Linked DNA regions of Homo sapiens: regions 2 and 3 are each linked to region 1. A link is a loop called in an ENCODE intact Hi-C map of the cell type or tissue named here. Cell type or tissue: endothelial cell of umbilical vein. All regions are shown on one strand. Region 1 overlaps POC1B-DUSP6 (POC1B-DUSP6 readthrough). Region 2 overlaps CEP290 (centrosomal protein 290). Region 3 overlaps DUSP6 (dual specificity phosphatase 6).

Evidence for each region. Peaks named below come from ENCODE experiments on the same cell type or tissue, not always from the same donor. Only the 100,000 strongest peaks of a DNase experiment are listed, where the experiment ranks them.
Region 2: it touches region 1 in a loop (5-fold over the local background); 8 of 110 quality-filtered maps call a loop at or near these places.
Region 3: it touches region 1 in a loop (4-fold over the local background); 81 of 110 quality-filtered maps call a loop at or near these places.

Annotation. Positions count from the first base shown.
Region 1 is chr12:89,457,959-89,465,958 of GRCh38, forward strand. The region is part of intron 9 of POC1B-DUSP6 (POC1B-DUSP6 readthrough); the gene reads right to left. It overlaps POC1B (POC1 centriolar protein B), which reads right to left. Exons shown (of 12, transcript NM_172240.3): 10 at 1,680-1,760. Among named protein-coding and RNA genes, the nearest start is that of GALNT4, 63 kb to the right of the region's middle. In endothelial cell of umbilical vein, a CTCF peak has its summit at 3,987 (motif pointing left); DNase peaks (open chromatin) are centred at 3,423 and 3,903; H3K27ac peaks cover 1,379 bases.
Region 2 is chr12:88,107,982-88,115,981 of GRCh38, forward strand. It overlaps CEP290 (centrosomal protein 290), which reads right to left. Exons shown (of 54, transcript NM_025114.4): 19 at 7,117-7,201; 20 at 6,439-6,581; 21 at 3,713-3,877; 22 at 3,221-3,370; 23 at 1,085-1,200. Among named protein-coding and RNA genes, the nearest start is that of CEP290, 30 kb to the right of the region's middle. In endothelial cell of umbilical vein, no CTCF peak of the experiment used is centred here; a DNase peak (open chromatin) is centred at 3,320; H3K27ac peaks cover 376 bases.
Region 3 is chr12:89,342,198-89,350,197 of GRCh38, forward strand. DUSP6 (dual specificity phosphatase 6) reads right to left here. Exons shown (of 3, transcript NM_001946.4): 3 at 5,038-7,364. The coding sequence ends at 7,057. It overlaps POC1B-DUSP6 (POC1B-DUSP6 readthrough), which reads right to left. Exons shown (of 11, transcript NR_189589.1): 11 at 5,868-7,364. Among named protein-coding and RNA genes, the nearest start is that of DUSP6, 6.3 kb to the right of the region's middle. RefSeq lists enhancers at 3,976-4,155, 7,526-8,000. In endothelial cell of umbilical vein, no CTCF peak of the experiment used is centred here; DNase peaks (open chromatin) are centred at 3,854, 4,374, 4,594 and 7,874; H3K4me3 peaks cover 1,382 bases; H3K27ac peaks cover 4,406 bases.

The DNA of each region.
Region 1 (8,000 bases):
CAAGGGACATCCTGCTGTCCCTTGCTAAGAGGCAGTTATGCCCACCTCAATAGCACTGTCTGTCAAAACTGTCTGGATTCCTCACGTAATGAGGCTTTGCAAAACTTGAAGGGTACTGGGAGAGACAGTGAGTCTCAAAAGGTGGACCAAAGATTTTTAATGATCTATGATATTTTCTAGGCCAGAAATGTGCAATTTTAGTCTACTGACTACCTCACAAGGAGGCAGCACATCTCATAAACCTCCTGTTTGCTCCTTCTCGCTACAGGGGGAAAACCTAACTCATCAGATTTTGTAAATTTCTACAACATGCATTTGGAGTAATTCATTGAACATAAACGTACTGAACACCTACTATAAGCCAAGCACTGTGGCAAGTTGTAGACATCCCATTAATTTTTAATTTCTTAAATTATTAATGCAGCAATGCTGCTAGAGTTATAAACATGAATACTGTAAGAAACAAGAACACAGATCGATTTGAAGTCCTAGTGGTCACCAGTGATTCTTGGAATTCCCTTTAACCATCAGCTCATTGGTTACCCTCACTTCGTTTTTGTCACTGAAACTCCTAATGAGAGATCTAGGAGGCTTCTCTGCTATGGGATTAACACTGAAAGGACCCTTGAATAATTAGAATGGTTTCTGGTACAAGATAGACTCAAAATGGACTAGTCCTCTGTAGAATTCCTCTACAATAAATACTATTCTTGAGATCTATTAGAGAATTTGTAATGTCATAATGTCAGGGTTTTATTTTGGCTACAAATTAAAAATGTACCCAAAATATTTAACTAAACTGACATCATAGCAGTAGTGTCGTCAAAGACCACGCTGTTCTTCCCATTTGTTCTTACGATTAGTTTTGCACTGACTAGCAGGATCAACTGTGGCAGTGATTTGCCTTGGAAAGAATTAGCAGAATCCTAAATGGAAAGGCTAAAATTCTTAATCTTTGAAAATTTTGAAAACACTGAATAAATAAATTTTATATATGTAATTTCTATCAACAAAATTGTAAGTATTAGAAATACTTCTTAATTTATGGATAATCCATCAAAAGAGATTAACCAACGGCAGTGCTGTTTTTCTTACAGCTTCTAATGAGAAGACTAGAAGTAAGTTTAGCACCTCTGAAGGACAAATAACACAATAGGGAATCTGCTCTGCAACAGCATGTGAAATGTTACCTGGGTGGCATCTTAATACGTGAGACAGTGGGTATGGATTAGACTGAGCTCAGGGACCTCAAAGTAAAAGCTTTCCTGGGAAGGGGAACATCACACACCAGGGCCTGTTGTGGGGTGGGGTGGCAGGGGGAGGGATAGCATTAGGAGATATACCTAATGTTAAATGACGAGTTAATGGGTGCAGCACACCAACATGGCACATGTATACATATGTAACTAACCTGCACGTTGTGCACATGTACCCTAAAACTTAAAGTATAAAAAAAAAAAAAAAAAAAAGCTTTCCTGGAAATTGTTGCTGCTCCCCCCTTGTGGTAAACTATTTAGATGCATTGTAAATATGACTATAAAGTTTTTCCTATACTAAAATGTTAGGCTACATAGGCCACGTTTTATCTCCTCCCCCAACATTTTTTAAAGGAAAATGGATTATGCCAAATGATTAAATGCCACTTAAGTGTCAAAAAAAAAAAAAAAAACCCGACTTACTGTGGTAGAATCAAAAGAAAGGATATCCATAACAGGGGGAGTAGAGATCTGCAAATCGATTACCTCAAGCTTTGGATTAATCTGTGTATATACATAAAAAAAAATTATGAGATTTTCATACCATAAGAAACCAAATACTATTTGTAAAAACCTGGAGGGCATTTTCTAATATATTCTAAAATTAAAATATATTGGTATATTCATTACTATGGATAAAAAAAATTTTAAGCTAAATGTTAGCCTACCAATTCTATCAACGTATAAGAAAAGATCATTTTGGTAAGGTTGAATTCACCCCAGAAATAAAAGGTTTTCACTTTAGAAAATCAATGTAATTTACCTAAAAAGGAATATTAAAAATAAAATAAAATGACCCACCTCAAAAGATGAAGAAAAAAATCCTAGCCAGTTCAGTAAGAAAAGGAAATAAAAGGTATTAAGATAACAATTAGAAAGAAATAATATTCTCATTCATATATAATGTTATCTAGAATTTATTGCTAAATCATTAGAATAGTCAGAGTTTAAGTTAGTCCCAAAATCAATATATGAAATCAACTGCATTTCTGCATTCTAGCACACAGTTAGAAAATGCAAAATTTTAAAGGACACCATTTACAATATCAAAGAAGTTTAAAAATACATCAGAATAAACATACAAAAAAGAGTAAGACCTTATGGAAAAGAATAAAACTTATGTTAACATTAAAAAAGGCTCAAATAAGTAGAAACTGTATCATAAATAACTCAAAAACAGAGTGCTGTATATGGAAAATAAATATATTCAGAATATTCGTAATGAGAAAAGTGAAATTAAAGCAAAATACCACTTAATACCTATTAGACTGCAAAAACTAGAAAGCTCAATGACGCCAACACTGTTTGTAGCAGCATTGTTTGTAATGGCCAAAAAACTATTGGAAGTACCCTAAGTGTCTATCAACAGTTAAACAGGCTGTAAGAATTACTACAGTGACAAATTCACTGGAATGCAATACAGCAGTGAAAACAATTTATGAATGCATGAATTCAGAATTCATATGTATGAATCTCAGGACTTTAATGTTAAATTAAAAAGTAAGTTACGGAAAATATACATTCAATATAATTCCATTTACATAAAGTTCAAACTCATTCAAAATTAAACAATAATTATAGATTCAAATATATAAAGTTACAAAGAAAAGCAACAGAATGATTACCTAGAGTGGTGACTAACTTTGAGGGAGGCTATTTCAGAATTTGAAAAGACATAAAAATTAAAAATAAAATTGAAACATTATGAATACAAAGAAGTAAACAAAGAGCAACAAAGATAGCAGAGTTTTATATCAAATGAATGGTACCAATAAGTGTACTAACGAACCTTAAAGAAGAAACTATTGACTGAGCGCTTATCAGGAGTGTCCAATCTTTGGCTTTCCCTGGGCCACATTGGAAGAATTGTCTTGGGCCACACATAAAATACACTAACATTAATGATAGCTGATGAGCTAAAAAAAAAAAAATTGCAAAAATATCTCATAATGTTTTAAGACAGTTTACGAATTTGTGTTGGGCTGGATTCAAAGCCAGCATGTGACCTGTGGGCTGGACAAGCTTGGCTTAGACAGTGAGAAAGACTTCCTATGGAGGAAACACGGCATATGACGGCTCTTTAATAAAAGATCTAGAAAACAAAAACAGAGAGGGAGATGAGTAAAAGAGCATTCTTCATGGCATAGTGGAAGAATGCTGACATACTTTCACACAGGGTTAGAAAGAAGATTGTCAAGGGTCAAATTGTGAAGGGTGAAGGAATTTGGGAAGGCACAGAAAGTTGGAAGCTACAATGTGCTGAATTGAAAGAGTAATCTGACAGACACATAAAGTGTCATGAATACATTAGGGACGGCAGTGAGGACACTACAGCGTTAATCCAGGTCTGTAGTGATGAAGACTTGGCCAGTGATAAGAGGAGTGGAATAATTTTTAAAGCACTTACCATGCTTGATGGGTATGGCTGTAGTTTTAGAAACAGTAAAATCATTTTATAATTATCCAGCCAGTGTGTTAAAGGGGAGATATAACTGCAATGCTATAGTAAAGAAGGAATAAAGCTGTGCATGGTAAGGATGAGGGGCAATCAGCTCAGCTAGCCAAAACCGTTATCTCTTCCTGGCTGTCCCATAAAGCAGAAATCAAACACAGCCTCCTGCCATTAACTCTAAGTCCAGAGTTGAGGTAAAGAACAGAAATGTGAGAGTGACTTGTTTTCCTTTTAATCTTAAGACTCCCTGTCCAGAGACTGCTTGCATACGTTTTATTCTCTTTTATCTACTGCCACCTAGTGTAGACAGAAAATTATTTACCTAGAAAATACAATCTAGTTGCACCATCTGAAATTGAAACTGCTCAAGAAATCTAAATCACGTAGAGTCAGCACCTGTCATTAAAAAAAATCCTTGACCTACAAGTTGGGAAACAAGTCCTGATGTAATTAACAGTATTTAACTGCGTAAGTTGCTGCCACATAAGTTAAATAGAGCTGGAAGTTCTTACTAAGTAACATTTATAGTCCTCTCCATAAAGAAAATATGCTGAGGGGGTGATATGGTTAAATTCTTTGCTAGCTAACTCTCAGGAATACTAACAGTACCTTGTAGCTCCTGATATTTATTAAAGGGAAGAATATGTTAATAATTAGAGCTGCCTTGAAATGAAGTGGGCTGCCTATGAGAGGCCAAGTTCTCCATGGCTGAACAAGGGTATATAACTGGGACTAATGAATGAGGTAAAGGTTAGCCTGTATGACCTCAAAGGTACCATCCCACATCCCCCATTGAGGTTCTCTGTGTCCATGATACTGAGGAGTCCACGAACATAAAACCTCTACTAATAAATTCCATAAGCCTTCACTAGACTACAAGCTTCTAAAGAGCAAGGAGTATGCCCATCTTGTTCACTGCTGCATACTCTAAAGCTAGTACAACGTCCAGCACACAGATACTTTAATATCTGTTAACAGGATAAAATGTAATTTTGTTTATATTGAAGCATTACATCAAAGTGGTTAAAAACACAGAATGGAACCAGAGTGCCTGGGTTGAAATTCTACTGCTGCCACTTACTAACTTTAAGATTTAACTAACATAGACCTCAATTTCTCATGGGATAATAGTGGTACTTATTTCACCGAGATTTTAGGAATATTAACTTAATTTGTATAAAACACTTAGAACAGTCTTGTATAACTGTTAGACTTTATCATCATGTAATGAACATTTACTGAGGCCTGAAACAGTATAAACATATACCCCAGTTAGAAGTAGAATACAAAATGGATAGACAAGTGGTCATTTTAAAAAATCATAAATGGTGATGTTTTCAACCTTATTAGAAGATTGAGATAAAAACCCAATCTCAGACTTAAAAACTTAAATTGATCACTTGTACTTTTCAACAATGAATCATGGTCAGACTATCACAAAATATTATTATATAAATATTTGGTTAAGGTAAAGGACATTTTCCTTCCTGCTAAATATCATACAGAATTTCATATGCAATTTATATGTTAAGGTAATCTAAAATGGCCATAAAAAACTGAAAGCCATCAGAACATTATTTTATTAAAAAAATCTTTTTAACCAATTATAATCCCTGCTTACAATATTCTGCAATTCTCCTAGAATAACTATTTTGATGCTTTACTGTCATTAAGAGCTATCGCCATCGCTTAGAGTGGCTCTACTGTCTTCTCATCAAAATGTGTAAGAAAGAAGGGAACTGCTGCTCCGGAGAAAAATATCACACACACACACACACTGAAGGAAAGTCTGGTTTTGTCTAGGGGCAGGACAATGCAATCCAACTCATGACAGTCTGAAGAAGATAAAGTCAGCATGAACTAGTGATGTGCTATAGCACAACATGGGTAGGGTCAAGATACCTTGTGTAAAAACTGGGCTTCTTTCCCATCAAAAAAAAGAGAGAGAGGTACTGTTCTCATGTTTTTAATTAAGATGGAGTGCCTAGGCCAGGAGTACTACGAAGGATCTGTAGTTAGATAAGTAGGAAGAACCCGGGAGGGGGCTATTTCACATAGAGAGAATTTGATATTTCATGCCTTCTTTCATGTGGCCTCCTTCTCTCATTTATTTTAAAAGTAATATGGCTATCACCCCCTCTATCCATGTAGGAATTAGTAATTTATACATTTAGTCAGCTGGTACCCAAGATCTAAGACTCTGCAGGATTCCCCACCTTCAAACAAGTGAAGCGCTTAAGGCTAGCAAAGGGGTGGCTTTTGCAAAAGGCCAAACTATTTTACTCAGCAGATTGAGATTATGCAATTCAGATGAGTCTCATAGAAAACATAATACAAATCATAAAAATGTTATCTCGTTTCAAACTCAGAAATAAAACACTCATGGTCACTGCAAACAGAGAAAGAAAAATTCATCAGTTCACTTAGATACCATTTATTCTACATATTTTAATAAGATGTTTATTTTCCTTAAATCCTAATACTGACCTCAAAAAAAGATTTCTTAGTTTTAAAATATTTCCCAAGTAACTGCATGTAAATTTGCCTAAAGCTTTGAAAAAAACTTAATCTACTGAATTTAGTATTTCAAAGTAAAGTTTACTAATCATAAATGAACACAGCACAACTTCTATTCTGACTATTCCATTCTGTGTGAAAGTTTTGAACTAAGTAGTCTTTGGCTTAGTGAGGGATCCATATTTATTAATTTGAAGTAGAGTCTTTAAAACACAATTTGGTACTTAACAATTATTTATTCATAATACTAAAGTTGTTCCCTGTCTAGAAAATTTCATAACCTTGACTTTTTTATAAGAGTTTTTTTTTTTTTTTTTTTTTTGAGACGGAGTCTTGCCCTGTTGCCCAGGCTGGAGTGCACTGACATGATCTCGGCTCACTACAACCTCCGCCTCCCAGGTTCAAGCGATTCTACTGCCTCAGCCTCCTGAGTAGCTGGGATTATAGGCACGCGCCACCACACCCAGCAAATTTTTGTATTTTTAGTAGAGACGGGATTTCACCATGTTGGTCAGGCTAGTCTCGAACTCCTGACATCATTAGCCGCCCACCTCGGCCTTCCAAAGTGCTGGGATTACAAACATGAGCCACCGCACCTGGCCCAAGAGATTTTTTCAGGAAAAAAAAAAAAAAAAGAAACAATTACAACAATTGGTTGTTCATATACAGAATCCTATCACTCTTCTGGCATTTTATATCACAGGGCCTCAAAGTGTTTTACAAAAGCAAGTCATGTTTTATACTTAATTTAAGCAGCCATGCATGTTTACAGATAATTTAAACTGTGTACACAGAGGCTGACTACCTTAAGGTCACAAAAAAAAAATTCAGTCACAAGGCTCAGCATTTTGTAGAGTGCAATTGAACTCTAATTCCACGATGAAGAAAAGTCAGTGTTTAATAGAATTTTTAGGGGTATACGTGAAAAATTTGTTTGAGAGTGGCTTTGCATGGCCTGGGTCAGCCTGACCCAGCAACACAAAGCAGCCCAGCTGGTTTAATGGCTTTTTGGCTATACCATAAGAGCAGAGCCACTCAGGCAACTCCTTGACATTTTAAAGAAAGCCTAGCACTCTGAAATGAACTAGGGCTGACAGTAAATCAGAGAAAAAATGGCTTGAGTCTCTGTGCTGAGGTGAGTGTGGAGTCATGGAAATAGCACCTAATTCACGAGGAAAGCAGTCTCGGGATCAGCCTGCAGTTCTGCCACCCAACACCCTGGAAAGTGGCCAAATGGATATTTCCCTCCTGATCAATCTTGGCCAAACCACAAGATGACAGAATAAAAATACCAAGAGTTAATAAAACCAACTTGGATAATACAAGAAAAAAATACTCAAGTTAAATTAAAATATATTTCACATGTATTTTATATGAATTTATATAATCACAGGGATAAGAAATATAACTAGAAACAGAAGCAAAAAATGGGAAAACCAAATTAGATTACTTTTTTCTTTTAAATAAAAGAAAAATGATAATACAATAAGTAGTACAAAGAAGTGGTAACATGATTAATACTTTAGAAGAACTGAAAAGATTGTCAGAAGTTGGAAAAGACAAAGATTATAGCCAAGAACTGAAAGTCAACACTACCAGGGAAAAGCAAAGGCAGAAATCCCAAGATATGGCTGGATTAAACAAAATCTAGAAAATAGTTTAAAAAACAAAGAACAAAAACATATACTTAGATGCACAACTGGAGACTAGCAGAAGTGCCTGAGATAACAGCAAAGACCAAGACTAAGGAAAACAAAATGAAAGAAGTGATGTGG
Region 2 (8,000 bases), 1.3 Mb before region 1:
TAGAACACCATGTTGTATAGCATAGTATATACATATATAGAACACCATGTTGTATAGCATAGTATATACATATATAGAACACCATGTTGTATACCATAAATTCTTGTGAATTTAAAAAGTAATTTAAAACATATTTATATATAAATTATTTTTTTGAAGTTGTGTAAGACACTGTTGTCTACACATGAGCATTCCACAAACATGTGTAATGTTCTTGGCATAAACCCAGTATAGCGGTATCATTCTCTTTGCAACTGAATGGTTCAGACTTGGACATGTGATCCAATTCTAGCAAATGAGATCGGAGTCAATGTCTGCCAGGTATCACCAGAAAAAAATGTTTATTTAAAAATAAAAGCTATGTAGAAAAAAATGCTCCTCTTCTTCAATGGGCACATCATCTTTCTTGAATTCATGCAGCTATTTTACAACCATCATAGGCGATAACAACAACCTTCAAATATGACCTGCCCTACAACTAGCTTTGTGGTTCTGGTTAGGTCAGATAATAATTATTCTTAGTGTTTAAATCACCTTTGATTAGGTATTCTAATTCCTATTAAGGAAATCATTCTATTGATTTAGATGAGATGACAGAAATAAGGAGAAATATGTTAGTTCCCTATAAACATATATGAACAATGATGATTGTGATGATGATGAATGATGCTAACAACAGCTAACATTTACAAACTGTTCATATGTGCCACACACTAGTCCGAGCATTTTCATCTAATAATTCATTTACGTTTTACAATAATCCTATGAAAAGGGTATTACTTACAAAGTAACTTACAGATAAGGAAACTGAGACACAGATAGGTAAGATGACTTGCTCAAGCTCTTACAAAAAGCAAACGTTAAATGACTCAAACCCAGGCAGGATAATCCCAGGCTTAATGTAATCATTAAGCTACACTGTCTCCATAAATAAGTTCCTAACAGTAGTTACCAGAGTAAAAAAAAATACAATTGCAAAGGAAGAAGAAGAAGGGAAGAACAAAACATAAATTATTCTTACGTTACTTTCACAATTAACAAGAATATACTGCAATTATATTTATAGTTTTGCTAATACCTATACCTTAGGTATTCTTTATACAACAAACTTTGTTGATGACGAATTACAGCAAATTTTCTGTTGTAATCTTCAAGAGAATCTTCTAAATTCTTTAACTTTTTTTCTTTATTTTCTAGTTCCTGAAAAGTGGTTTAGAAATAAGAATGCAAAAAAAAACACAATAGAATAAATGCTGAATTTGAAAGTATAAATTCATATTCTGACAACATTATAGGAAAGTTAAAAGTCACCAAATCTGTAAGCAACACAGATCATTTTTCCATGATATTTTGAACACTTTAGTTTAAGGCATAAAAAAAGAGTACTATACAACAGGTAAAGTTATTTTTAGCACACAAATTACCAGATTACAAAGTTTTATTAGATAGAATAGTTATAAACTCGCCTCTAGTCACTCGGCCACATACCCTCTCTTATGAACACATAATTTCATACCCTCACTCAAATTATCCTTTCCAATTATTTCATTTTAAAGATGAAATTGAAATTTAAATAACTTACTCAATATCCAAAAACTCATTAACACTACACTTGGCAATCATTTTTACCAAGTACATATGCTAGGCTTGTTGTCAGGTGCTTTCCATATACATGGATCCAACATTTGAGTTTGGGTCTGTCTGACTCCAAAGGTCTTGCCACGTTTATAGCTCTATACAGCCTTAGGATTGAGAGTCTAAGTACCTGTTTTGCCACTTTGGACAGCTTTTCAGACTCCCAGTTGGTACTCTCTAATCTACTACAAACTTCTGATATATTTCTTATACAAAGATTAAAAATCATGAATTTTATCTCAAAAAATACGACAATGCCATACTACCAATATTTGCTGATAGTGTTCCTATACCTCAGGTAAATAAGAGAAATAATAATGTTAAAATTATACATTTAAAAATAATAATATCACATACAAAGCAATATTCTAATAAGTAGTTAAGGCTGTCCTTAGACAACATAAAATAATAATAAAAATCCCAATATTGAGAAAAAGATGAATTACTGTAATTTCCAAAATAAAAATGAGTACTTAATAATTATAACTCAAGTATACTCACAAATGGATCACCTAGCAGAGAGAAATAGTGGCCCATATAATCAAAAATATATTTTCATTGATTCTGAACATATATTTGTAATTATATTTATAATGTATGTGATGTTATAGATAGTCAAATTTCAAATAAAATAATGAAAAGGATCTGTCATTAGGACATTCATAACGACCATTATATAGACAGCAAAACTGAGAAACCCAGGGCAGGTAGTATAGTAGAGTACCCTTTCCTCTTTGGTGGTAGATTAACATTTTATTGCGTAAAGGGAAGACAAAGATGAAGAATAATTTGGTTTAGAAGTTTTTGCTTATGGCTGTGTGCAGTGGCTCACGTCTGTAACCCTAGCACCTTGGGAGGCCAAGGCAGGCGAATCACTTGAGACCAGGAGTTTGAGACCAGCCTGGCCAATATGACGACACACCATCTCTACTAAAAAAAAATACAAAAATTAGCCAGGGATGCATGCCTGTAGTCCCAGCTACTCAGGAGGCTGAGGCATGAGAATCACTTAAACTCAGGAGGTGGAAGTTGCAGTGAGCCAAGATAGCGCAACTGCACTCCAGCCTGAGTGACAGAGTGAGGCTCTGTCTCAAAAAAAAAGTAGTTTTTACTTGTGAATGCAAAAAGGGGAACAATTCTATCATGACACTAAAAAGCCTTGACAGACTTTATTCTTTTGTTTTCCACCCAGCAAGAAATAAAAGTGCTCATTTACTTAACACTGCTTTATAATAGCTGCTTGTTGTTCTGCTTGTGAACCATATATTTCACATGAATGACAGGTGTGCGAACAAGATGTATGAACATGCTGCTCATGCAGATGAATGGAATGAATGGTATAAATTGCTTTTATTTATAATCCATCTAACATCAAAATCCATAAAAAATATATTTCACTGTTACTATTTTGAGAACTCAGGAATACATGAAGACTAAATATTGAGAAAAGTACTATCTGCATGCTTTGGTGATGGAAAAATTAAAATAAAGTAAAATAAAAATAAAAACATAAAGAAACATACTACCAATGATTTTTGTTATTCACATGTAAAATTTTCAATACCTGTAACAAAATTTTCAATACCTGTAACAAATGTATTAAATATTCATTCTGAGAATTAATGATACTGGCACTAGATGGTGCTATCCCATCAGGTAAGTCAATTCCTTTAAAAACAACATTTGATCCTTCTGATTGTCGTAAAAGACTAGTTTCTTTTTCAAGATGGTCTATCTGGAAAAAAAAATCCAGCAATGAGAATCACAACTCTTACACCCAAAGAAAGACAAATTGACAGATATGTGAATGCCCTGCCAGGAATTTTACCTCAACCATACTTCAGTTTCTGCTTAGAAATGCCTAGGTATGAGATTTAGAATTTTTGTATTCTTTTCAATCTTATAAGGCACTTATTTTCCACTTATAATTTTATAAGAGAAATCCAGTTTCTTAATATTGAAAGAATTAATTCAAGGGGCATTTTCTCATAAAGCATTCTTTTTAAAAAATTAAAAATTTCCTATTAAATCTACATTCTTATGTTTAGCATTTTCTTTTATTTAATAAAATTCTCACCTTTAAATTAGCTTTTGCCAACTGCTGTGAATAATTTATAGCCTCTTTCCGAGATTCCCTGAGCTCCTGTCTTAATTCTTCATTTCTTCCGGTAAGCTGATCAACTTGGGCTTTCAAATGCAGACTCGCATCAAAGATTCCTTCTGCATTCTTTGATTCTATAGCCTAGCAAATTTATATTATATATTAGAAATGTGGAGAAAAACAGTAAAATCATAGTAAAAAACAGTCTGTCTTTAAATAAAATGGACATTTAAGCATTTTCCTATTTTCATTGCCAAGCATGATAATAAAGTATGCCAATTCAAATTCTTATTTATGAATCTATAAAACTTTCATTTACATTACCAAGCATAGTAATTACTTCATTAAAACAATTAAAAAACACCTAGCTAATCTTAATAGACTGGTAGACTAGAAAAACAACCAGACGGGAATAAGATGACCAGGGTTCAAATTTTAATCAGTCACTTAACAGCTGGGCAAGTGACTTAAATTCTCTGTATCTTAGTTTTCTTGTCTCTAAAAGGGGAAAACAATGTGAGCTCTGCTCCCTACATGGGGTTTTTGTACAGTCAAAATGAGGTATTTTTCTCTGAAATTATATAGCACCTGCATTCAAAGCATGCGCAAAGGAATGGAATACAATATTGAACAATTGATCAATACAACATTCAATTAAGTGAATTTTTCAGTGCTTCCTCTCCACATAGTTGAAGCATAAATAAAAATAAAGGCAAGGTATCATAACATGATATTATCTAAGAATAATGAGTAAGCAAAAATAATATGTCAAATATTAAAATATTATCAGAGTGGCATCACTGGCCCGAAATCTCCAACAGTGGCATATCTAAGTATATACACACAATGCACACATCTAATAAATATATTTGGACTTTAGATGAACTGTATGGAAAAAACTGTTAAAGGCAAAGTAAGTCTTAAAAAGTGAAGGTAGAAGCCAAATAAGGTAAAATGAATAGAACCAAATGCAATCTCCTACTCAGGAAGGTGATCTGGGGTTTAACTCTAGGTAGTAGATTTGTAAAAGCCTTCCCCTGAAGGAGATTAGAGCAGGTCATGCAGAGTAATAACTTATACTAACTCAAAGAGGATATAAGGAAGATAAAAGTAGGTAGAGGAAGGTACTCTGACTGACAACAAGGTGGTCTAGTTAGTTGTCTCATTGAGGAATAGTGCCGTGTCTACATGGACTTTGGTAAAATGAGAATGAGTTAAGATAGCTGTTGGGGGCACTGAAAAATACCTTGTAGTAACAAAAAGTGAACTGAAGTGCATAATCCAGCATTGTCTGGTCTAAATTGTCATGGATTCTGAAGATTTCTTAGAGAAGTATTGCTAGGTGATTTGTGAATTTCAGATAGGGCCTATGAATCTGAAAAAACAATGACAATCCCGGATAAAAGTAAATGAAGTCTATGCAAACAGTGGCTTCAGGAAGGTCCAGAGATTGTCAACATAAATAGAAGTTAGGATTTCTTGGGCTATTCACTGTGTTTTCATTTGGTCACTAAGTAGAGCTGCCCTTGGAAAATTAAGTTTGATCTGGGACACAGTATCAGTAGTGGGCATCATCACGGACAAAAGATGTTCACATAAAAAAAGCATAAAGAATCATTTTAGACATTCAAAGTGGCAGAGGCAAAACAAAATCACCAATCAGAGAAGGAAAGTCAGTATGAGAAAGATATAATGGGAATCAAATTATTTTCTTGCCTCAGGAAGTTTTTAACATACCAGTATCACTCTCATTCTCTGTTAACAATTATAGTGTTATTTTAAAAAGTATCCAATTACTGATTAATCATGATTTTTTTAAAAAAACAATTCAATAAATAATAAGAATTTTTTTCCCATTTGAAATCAAGCACAAATTTGGGAAATAATATGACAATGTACGCTAAATATGTTCAGATAACATAAATGACATATACTTAAATATTAACAATCTAAAATGTGTATATTATTCAAGTTTATATACAGATACTGAATCCTGTGAAATTCTCAAGTCCCTATATGGTAAATATATATAGAATATTAGTGATGGCTAAATCTTTCTTGTAGCAATGAGTAAATCTTTAAACATTTAGAATAAAGCCATTTCATAATACTTCTGATGGCATAAGTTCCTAAGAGATCTACACTCCCATAAATAAAAAATGAATGAAAAAAAACTACCTAGATGTTCTAGAAAATGAACAAAAGCAAGCAGATTTTGGGAAAAAACCCCTCAAATACGGAAGACAGGACCAGCAAAGATTGACTTTGCCATTTTTAAAGATTTAGTCATAGGGCAGGGTGCAATTGCAGAGATCTATCATCTTTCTCATCTAGAAAACCACAGGATACAGCCCAAAGCCATGGGATAAGTGAAAGGAAAATCCCAATAAGAAAAGAGTCAGCAAAAACGAGCTCCAAAGTCGGTGTAAAAAACTCCTCAAGGTCTCAAGCTGACCCTTGAACCAAAAGAACACAGATAAAGAGGAAAATGTCAGTGAACTTGAAGACAGATTAATAACAATTATCCAATTGGTAGAAGAAAAGTATTGAAAGCAGCTCAAGAAAAACTACACTTTACATACAGGGAAACAATGATTCAAATGACTAAAAATATCTCATCAGAAACTATGGAGATCTGTACACAGCAGAAAATCTCTCTAAAGTGATAGGGGAAAAACATTAACATGAAAAAAATAACTTACATTAACTAGTCTTTCAAGGCTAGGGATAATTAGAGATGTTTCTCCTCCTTTAACATCAGGATCTTTCTGCATTTCCTTAATTGCTTGCAATATTTCTTTCATACCTTCTTCAAGTTGCTTATTTTCTTCAACTAATTCTTTTACTGTAATTACACAGTTTTCTCATTGGATGATCAGATCTTTTTCACAATTTACACTATGCTATACAGATGACAAATATTTCACATATACCAAAGACATCATTGGAAAAATCCAAATGTAAATAAACATACAAAAAAATTCAACTATAAATCCAACGTGAATAGTTGAGTTAAATGACAGACCTATTTATATCACGTGCATATACACACGTATATAAGGCATACTTCTGCCTTAACTTAAACTATGCTTTATATTAAAGTATTTTAAATTTGGTGTTCTAACTTCATTTTGATTGAAGAACACACAAGAAAAAGGAGTTATATATTCTCACAAAAAATTCATATTAGTAACATTCTCTCACAATGAAAACAGCAAGGCAAATCAACTGGATAGTGACAGACTGAAGTATATACAGTACAGAGGTAATTAGGAGTAAAGCAGATTAGAAAACAGAGAATGTGTTAACGCCCTTTTAGGCCCATGATTTTAAGTATAGGAAAAATAAGAACAGAAAAGTAAAAGATAATTGTAACTTACATTTATTCTGAAATTTGGCTATCACTGTCCTACTCCTTTCTAAATCTCTTTCTTTTTCAATTAGTTCTCTTGAAAGAAATTCATTCTGAAAAAAGCAGAGAGAATAAAATTGATTTTTTTCAACAAAATATCACAAGTCTATAATTTTCAAGTTAAGAAAAGTTTGATCAATTAAGTATAACAAAACAAAACAAAAAAAACGAGCTATGAAGACATAGCAGCAATCATAAAAATAAACTAAAATCTAAACAGTAAAGCAGATGGTGATCTTAATCCCACTTTCTCCCTCTCCCAACATCCATGGTAAGAGGCAAAAAGATATAACGGTTTTTGTCTTTAGTACCACAATCATCTCTTTTAATGTTCTGCCTTTACACTACCTGTTCTGCCTGGCTTCTGTGATGTTCAAGCTCTATATCTGCATTTCTACACTCTGCTTCTTTGATCAAGAATTCCTGTGCTATGATTTCATTCTAAAGAAAAATTTAATAAATTAGACAAGTCAATGAGTTCATATCAATGTACTGCATTTTAGATTTTAAAAAGTACAATGTGTATAACTGATGTTAAAGTGCAAACAAAAATATTCTAACTATAATTGTTACAGAACTTTGTTAGAGACGTCATAAAAGAACAACCACAGAAATATAATTTGGAGAAAAACTCACCTGAGATCTAAGAAATACTAGCTCTCTCCGTAACTGTTCTATAAGATTTTCAAGAGAATTTATCTGAGATAATTTTGATTGTGCAGTAATAGACACAGGGTCTGGAAGATTAACCTTAAGCTTATTTTTCAATATCTCTGTCTGTAAGGGTACTTCACTTTTTATTATATCTTCTTTCAAATTGATATCAGCATACTTTACTTGGGAATGAACCTG
Region 3 (8,000 bases), 120 kb before region 1:
TCTACACAAACTATGCTTATTCCACTCCTCTGCAAACCACCGGGAAACGTGTACACATGAGCATTAGAATACATGCACAAAAGTATTCTTAGCAGTATTGTTCAAAATAGTCAAAATTAGGGGGAAAAACCCAAATTCTACCAATGTAAGATTACCTACTATAATGTAATACATGAAACACTATATTTTGCATGAAAATAATGTATACCATAGCTACACTCAATAACTTGGGCGACTCAATCTCAAATATAATGTTTTCTCTGACAAAATAAAAAAATTAATATTCTTTTATAAAAACTGTTTTATTTTATGGGTCAATCTAAAAATTTTTTTGTTTCTTTGTTTGAGCTGGAGTCTCGCTCTGTCACCAGGCTGGAGTGCAGTGGCATGATCTCGGCTCACTGCAACCTCTGCCTCCCGGGTTCAAGCGATTCTCCTGCCTTAGCCTCCGGAGTAGCTGGGACTACAGGCGTGCGCCACCACGCCCAGCTAATTTTTGTATTTTTAGTAGAGACAGGGTTTCACCATGTGGGCCAGGATGGTCTCGATCTCTTGACCTCGTGATCCACCCGCCTCAGCCTCCCAAAATGCTGGAAATACAGGCGTAAGCCACCGCACCCGGCCTTTAAAGAGTGTTTTGACGGCATTACTCTACTGTTAACGTTAGAAACAGATGAAAAAAATAGGAATAAAGGAACAATTATAGCAGTTGTTGAATGTTTTCAAGATTGAACCAAGAAATTAGTATGGCTAAACACTTTCATATCTATCTCCGTGGGTACTCACTATTACTCTCACAGTCCCACATTGAAACAACATTCACGCAACCAAGATGTGGCACATTGTACTTTCCAAGAACAACTGCAACAATATTTTCCATCTCTTGTGCTTTTTCAGAATTTTTCCTCTCCTCCATTAAAAGATGGATTTTTACGTTCTTTCTCCTTAAACTTTGTATGCAGCAGAAGTGACCTCTGAGCAGGTCATAAAAATCAACATAGTTTCCACCAGCCTCTCTCTCTCTCTCTCTCTCTGGGGATTTCACCCATGGAACCCAGCCACCATACTATGTGGAAATTTAGGCCACATGGAGAACCAAAGTCCCCAGCCCCGGCCCCTGGCAGAGGTCCCAGTGGGCAGCCAAAGCCAAAACCAACTCACCAGCAAAGTGAGTGAACTATCTTAGAAATGAATCCTCTGGCCAGCAGTTGAGCTGCCCCTGACAAAACTGCGCTGATCAGAGGCCAGCCTCCCCTGCTGAGCCCTGACCAAATGCAGACTTAGGAACAAAATAAATGACTGTTATTTGAAGCCACTAAGTTTTGGGGCGCTTTGTAATGTAGCAATAAATAAATGGAACATAAGATAAAAGGGTATTCCTGCTACAATTTTTCAGAGAGCCAGGTACACCCGAAGATCCCCTGCTGCTCCTTCCGCTCTTTCTTTCCTCCTTCTGTTCGTGTTTGCAGTAGGAATTAAACTGGACCCAATGAAAAATACTTAACGTGATAAATACTTAGATTTTCCCCAAAAGTAGGAAACAGAATTCTTTAGAATTAGCAACCTTTTCCAGACTTGCTTCGTGCTTTCTCGGATGTCATTATCAAAAAGTGAATGATATTTCCTCACTTTTCCTTTGAGTGTCTGAGAGTTCATGTTTGACGGTATGGTGGTTTAACATGTTTTTATTACATCAGTGATGGCTAATAGATATGCACGCCTTCTCTAGTGGTGTTTTCCATGACAAAGTAAGAAAGTGAGTGGGTCAAATTGCATACATGTGGGCCATTAATCCTTTCCTATATAAAAAAATAAAATGTGGGATCTAAAATGTTAGTTGGAAGCAGATAGGGAAATACAAGACCTTGCCCGGTAGTTTCTTCAGGGCTCCTCTTTGATTTGGGCACTTTAGCGGTTCCATCTAGAAACGGGTCATTGCCTTCAGCCTCTGAGGGCTCCTGGGAGGTCTTTCGTTGCCTTTTATTTTTAACTTGTTTCATCGAACCAGTGCAATGCACACCAAGGCCTGGATAAATATTTGTGAGTTGTTTGAACTTTGTTCTGTGCCCTTCAATATTCTCAGGAAATCGATTTTGGACTTTAAAGAAGTTTGAAAATTCGTTCACCATAACTGGACTGATTCAGGGCCAATTGCTAAGTGAGCAGTGAGAACACGGGAGGAACAAGGGTATTTGAAAGTCTTGCAGGATCTTTCCGAAAACGATTATGGCTGTGTGAGGAACTGCATATAAATTTACACCCAAAGTAATCCTTCTGAAGCAGCTGAAAGTCTGAAGACTGACTTTTTTTAAGAGGACATTTCAAGGATATTTTCTTACAGCCAGCTACCACATGATCTGCCCTGGCTGTATCCTAAAAACCCCCATCTCCATTATTTGCTAATTTGCTGGTCAGTTTACCTCTCTTCTTCTGTAGACCTGCACCATATATATGTCTTCTGCCTCTCCTCCTTGCTTCTTCACACCCTTCCCCTTTCCCCTGACCCACCTCCCTCTCCCAGTTTGCCTCTAGGAGGGATAAGAGTGAGGAAGTGAACTTCTTTGGGGCCAGTTTAGTTGTGTCATCCTGAAAGGGGAGTATGGGCAAGGGTCAGGGTCAGGCCCTATGCTAGCTGGTAGCCATTTTAGAGATACTTAGGAAAAGTAGTTTTATAATTTAAGTGCCAATGGGACCAAGGAAGAGCAACTTCTCTGCGGAGAAGGAGGATGGAAGTTTACCCCCGGTGGACACCTCTCTGACAGCACACCAGCTGGGGCCTCCCATGTGGCTGTGGAATTCACATGGAATTTGGCTAGTCATTTAACCTCTGCTTCCTCCACTTCCTCAGCTGTATAATGGGGACAGCATTTCCTAGCCGACATCATGAGACTTTATAAAGGGGAGCAAATACTGATGACAAGCAGTTTCCAACAGGAAGAGCCAAAGGCTCAAGGTTCAGTTCTGCAGTAACAAGCACTGGATATGCAAACCTTCTCTAACATTATGTGTCAGGTGTCCCATAAAGGTGGCTTTAGGCTTTATTGGCCTTTCTCTGCCTCAGTTTCCTCTTTGCAAAATAAAGATAATAATAGGACCTATCTCACAGAGCTGTTTTGAAGATTAAATGAGATACAAAGTATAGTATCTGGTACTCATGATAAATGTTAGTTATTTGTTTCACCTGCTCCGCACCTCATTTTATCATGTAATAAGTGTCACCAATCCATGAACAGAAGCTGGAATTATGAGAGAATCCTAGAATGGGAGGTAAAAACTCCCTCATTTTTACAGACAAGAAAAAAGAAATGCGGTAAGATTGGGTGCCCTGCCCAGGGCTACCTGATTCATTAGCAAGAAAGCAGCAGCTACAGTTCAGGTCTCCTAATTGTCAAGGTTGGTGCAAGTCTCAGTTTTCATTCCTTTGAAGACTGTGTTGGTATTTTTATCCCCAGATAACCCTTTTTCATTCCTATTTTAACGCTAAGACCAGTTCATACTATTAACCACTGCAATCTCTGTCTCCTGCAGCTCCCAGGAAACCTGCTGATAACCTCCCCTTCCCAAAAGCCATACCCCACCCTACCCCCCTGCCCCTGCAAAAGGCCAGGAAAGGTAGCGCTTTCTCAGAGACCTGAGGAAGCTACTAATGGGGACAGCAGGTGAGGAAGGAGGCGGTGGAACTGCAGCTGCTGGCAAAGGTTGCCCTAGTAACCGTGCGGGCTCCATTCAGGAAGCCAGCCCAACTCCAAGATGCAAAATGATCGCCTTCACGCGGCTACTGCAAGCACAAAGGAACCAGAGGAGCCCTGATATAGCTGGAAGAAAGGGAGGCACAGAGAGAGGTGGGGGCCCATGCTGTCAGTTACAACCTTCCACCTTCCACAGAAGAAAAAGAAGGAAAGAGAATAGCTCTTTGAATCTTCTGGCCTATGTGAACCGTAAAAACCACCCATTTAACATGAGTCCTTTGGTGAGAATAGAGGGAAACAGGCACCCCTCTGTTCACCAGCCTTCTGAAACAATATGTCAGGAGAAGGGGGAGAAACCTCAAACATTGCAACTTTATGGAGGCTCTAAGCTCTTCATACTCTCTCTCTCCTTTATTCAGACTGGTGACAAAGACCATTTGCTCCCAATTTATTGGAAACTTTTTTTTTTTTCACAGCTTGAGCTGCTTAGATGCAGCGAGCTCCCTCTCCCCAAATTGCAGTCAGACACTTGCTGAATGGGCCAGGCTCAATTATGCTCCCTCCACAGGTTCAGCTCACACTGTGACCCTGCATGGCTTCCTGCTATTCATATGTGTTACTTCCCCTTTGTGGTAATGGCTTGTGGCACTTAGCCAGAAAACATTATTAATTTCAGAAGTGGACTGACAAACAACAAACCCACAGTAAAACGAGAGGAAGTGCTGGGGAGGCCAGCTGTCGGCTTGAGCCAAGCAGTAGGAACTCAATGTATGCAGGTTCTAGGAGGAAAGAGATAATAATCCACAAAGAGGAAATGCACTAAAATTATCCACAGCCCATATTTTTTTAAAAAACGAAAGAAAGAAAAAGAAAGAGAAAAGAAATCAGAGAAAAGAAAGGGGGGAAAAGCACCCAGCTACTTGAGCTGCAGCTGGACAGGAAATTGCTAACGCTGCTTGCAAATCCTTACTTTGAACAGGCAGTTTAGGGAATGCCAGGAGCGGAAACCGTTCAGAACTGGATTAACACGAGCCAAGTTGAACTGCAATCCACTTCTCCTTTCTGTGCTCTTGCTGACTTGGGACACCCAAATAGGACAGACTGACTTGGTATATATATATATTTGCACTATTTCTGTTTGCTTTTTATACTTAGTTGCTTAAAAATCACCATGGACAGTTTTATATGATTGCCATCGAATGAAGGCCACTTGCCTCCTAAGTTAGTGTAGACGACCAAGCAGTCAACTCATGTGCCATGTAGGTGAAAAGCTCATTCTTCTCCCCACTTCACATGAAGGGACTGAGCTCATGCAAAAAGAGCCCCAAATATAAGTACGTTCTAGTTCTTTTGATTCCATACACCTGCCTTTTATTTTGGTTTGTGTATTTTTACATTTGAGGTAAGGAGAGGGTAGGTCCCAAGAAAAATGGCAAGATATAAAGTCTTTAGCTTGAAAAGAAACTAAAATAATCCCCACAAGTTTCAATAAGGGTTTCTGACCCACATCCCAAGCCAGTTAAACAAAAAAGCACATTACAACAGGGATGACAAAGTTGCCTCCTAAGTGCCAATGTAAAATTCTAAAGCCATATCCTGACACGGTGAGGAAGCTTAGATATGCCTTGCCATGCGCATGCTAGGGGAAAAAGTGGAGACATCATTCTGGATTCAGCATTCTCACACTAGGATATCTGCAGGTAGAATTGCCCATGACAACAGACTGGAAAAAGAATTATCCCTACTTCCTCTTTGGCATTATCTCAGCATTATAAAGCAGAAGATCCTGACAGTGAAGGATAGGGAGGAGGTTAACATGTGGCTGTCATCTTGGTATTCTGCTACACCTCTCTGTGGTTAATATCCAAATTGTATTCCTCAGCAAGCTATGCTCTATAGGTTCATTTTTCTTCAGGGGCTTTAAAATCTTAAGCCGGAACTATACTCATAAGAGGTATTGTTCATATACACGGTACAGTCGGTCCATTCTAGGATGTCATCTTTATTCGTGGCAAACGATGAATTTCATAAACTGCTGCTGAAAAACGTTCTAGGAAAAGCTTAAAAGAACCTTGCCCTACTATGCCTACAAGTCAAAATCAATCCCTGAATGAAAAAGTTCTAAAATGTGTCACTTCACACATAGGTATAACTGAGTTTTTAAAAACACACATTCAATAGCCAAAATAGTTATTTATTAATAATTTAAGGTTTTACATTCTTATAATAAATTCCAGCTCTAAACTTTACACCACGAACATAATGGAGAATTTAACTCTCCCTTCTTCACAATCAAATGCATTTCTCTTATCAAATGGGTACCCATGCTCACACACACACACTTCCAGTTTTATACAAATTTTTTTAAAGGAAAGAAACCAACCCAAAGTATTGCATTTGAGGTGACACTCCCTGAAGAATTTTATACAGAGGTAATATACTGTTTAGCACAGCTGAAGGTTTTTTTATTCTTTCTTTTTTTAAAGTGAGCCCATGATTTGGTGTCTTTCCCAGATTATCCCCTTTGCGACAACACAAGCAAAAATATTTACAAAGGTAAGGCATAGTCAAACTACATAAAGAGAAAAAATCATGAGGAAAATACATGAAAAAGACTAAAGACTTCGCCATAACAAGGTCTTAGTGATAATAGTGTCCGTAAAGATGTCATCAGAATTGGTAAAGTCAAGCATGCTGCAAATATACCCTTTGGATTAGAAAAGAGCACAATTTTCTTTTTTTGTTTTGTTCTGTTTTAAGAAGTGGCATACTGCTCTTTCTCCCTTTGGATAATTTCTTTTAAGCCCATCAAAGGAAAAAACAAACACAATTCAAACAAACACTGTCAAGTGATTCAAGATCAAATATTTACAATAATCAAATGGAGTATCAGATTTTTTTTTCCAAACTGATACCACAAATACAGAGCTGAAATCTCTCTTTGGCTCCTCTATATGCAAAATTGAATTAGTCTTCATTGAAGACAATTATATAGTCAGTTCCAGATGCAAAAGGAAACAGCCTTACAAGGCCCTAAAGAACACATGCTCCTACCCTATCATTTGGTTCTACCCTATGCGCCTGGAAGTCCTCGAATCCCAGTCCCTGCATGGGTAGGCTGTACACATGGGTACAGAGCAAACCTACTGCCTGTATCTATACAGCATGTCCTGTTATTCCAAAGAGAATGGAGCAAATCTCTCTGTTAGTATTAACCAATTCCGCACTTGGTAACCTTGTCTAGTACAGACAGCTGGTGTCATTTTGACACCTGGGGCCACACACAAAGAAAGCAGCCCAGCTGATGCTGCCAAGAGAAACTGCTGAAGGGCCAGACACATTCCAGCAAGGAGGGGTGTGGGGTCTTTCACGTAGATTGCAGAGAGTCCACCTGGTATACATTCTGGTTGGAAGGGGTGGTAAAATACAGCTGCTGTGCTGGAACCCTGTTGTCACATGGGCTGCTGAGTCCCAGCGTCCTCTCGAAGTCCAGCAGCTGACCCATGAAGTTGAAGTTAGGGGATATGTTGGATTTTTTCATTTTGACAATGTCATAGGCATCGTTCATCGACAGATTGAGCTTCTGCATAAGGTAAGCCACAGTCACAGTGACTGAGCGGCTAATGCCAGCCAAGCAATGTACCAAGACACCACAGTTCTTGCCCCGGGCTTCATCTGTGAACACAAAAAGAAAAGCAAGATCTCAGCAGACTGAAAACCACCCTTTGTGAATGATCAGTCTAAAAACTGAACTTGAAAACATAATAATAATAATAGTTGTGTGTGGCAGTTGAGCCCTACAAGCAGCAGAAAATGTATCACTGAAATGAAACATGTACACTGGACACAATTACATATTTCAGATATTTTCTGAAAAGAGAGCTTTTGTATTAAGTTTCTGCCAACAAAAAACTCCTTAATGGGTGCATTCTTTGCCTCGGCATGTGAATACCAGAAACCCTGCAATATGTTCGTGAATGCCTTTTACACAGACAACCAGACTGCAAGGGTCTATTAAATTATGCTCCAAATGTTGTGCAGCTAACAATGGAGGTATTCAGGCATTTTAAAAGAGAGAGGGAAGTCACAGGGGACGGCCCATTAGGAGGAACAGGATGTCGACACGGCCTGAAAATGAGTTCCTTTGTAATAGGAAATGCATTACAATGCCTGGAGATTCACTTCTCCCAGGCTTCCAGCCCACAGTTCTTCCTGCTGGGCTCAGGTTACCCACTGTCTCACTGTTACCAGTATCACCGCATCATTCAACTGGATAACATTCAGCATTCATACTGCTTTCCAACAACTAAC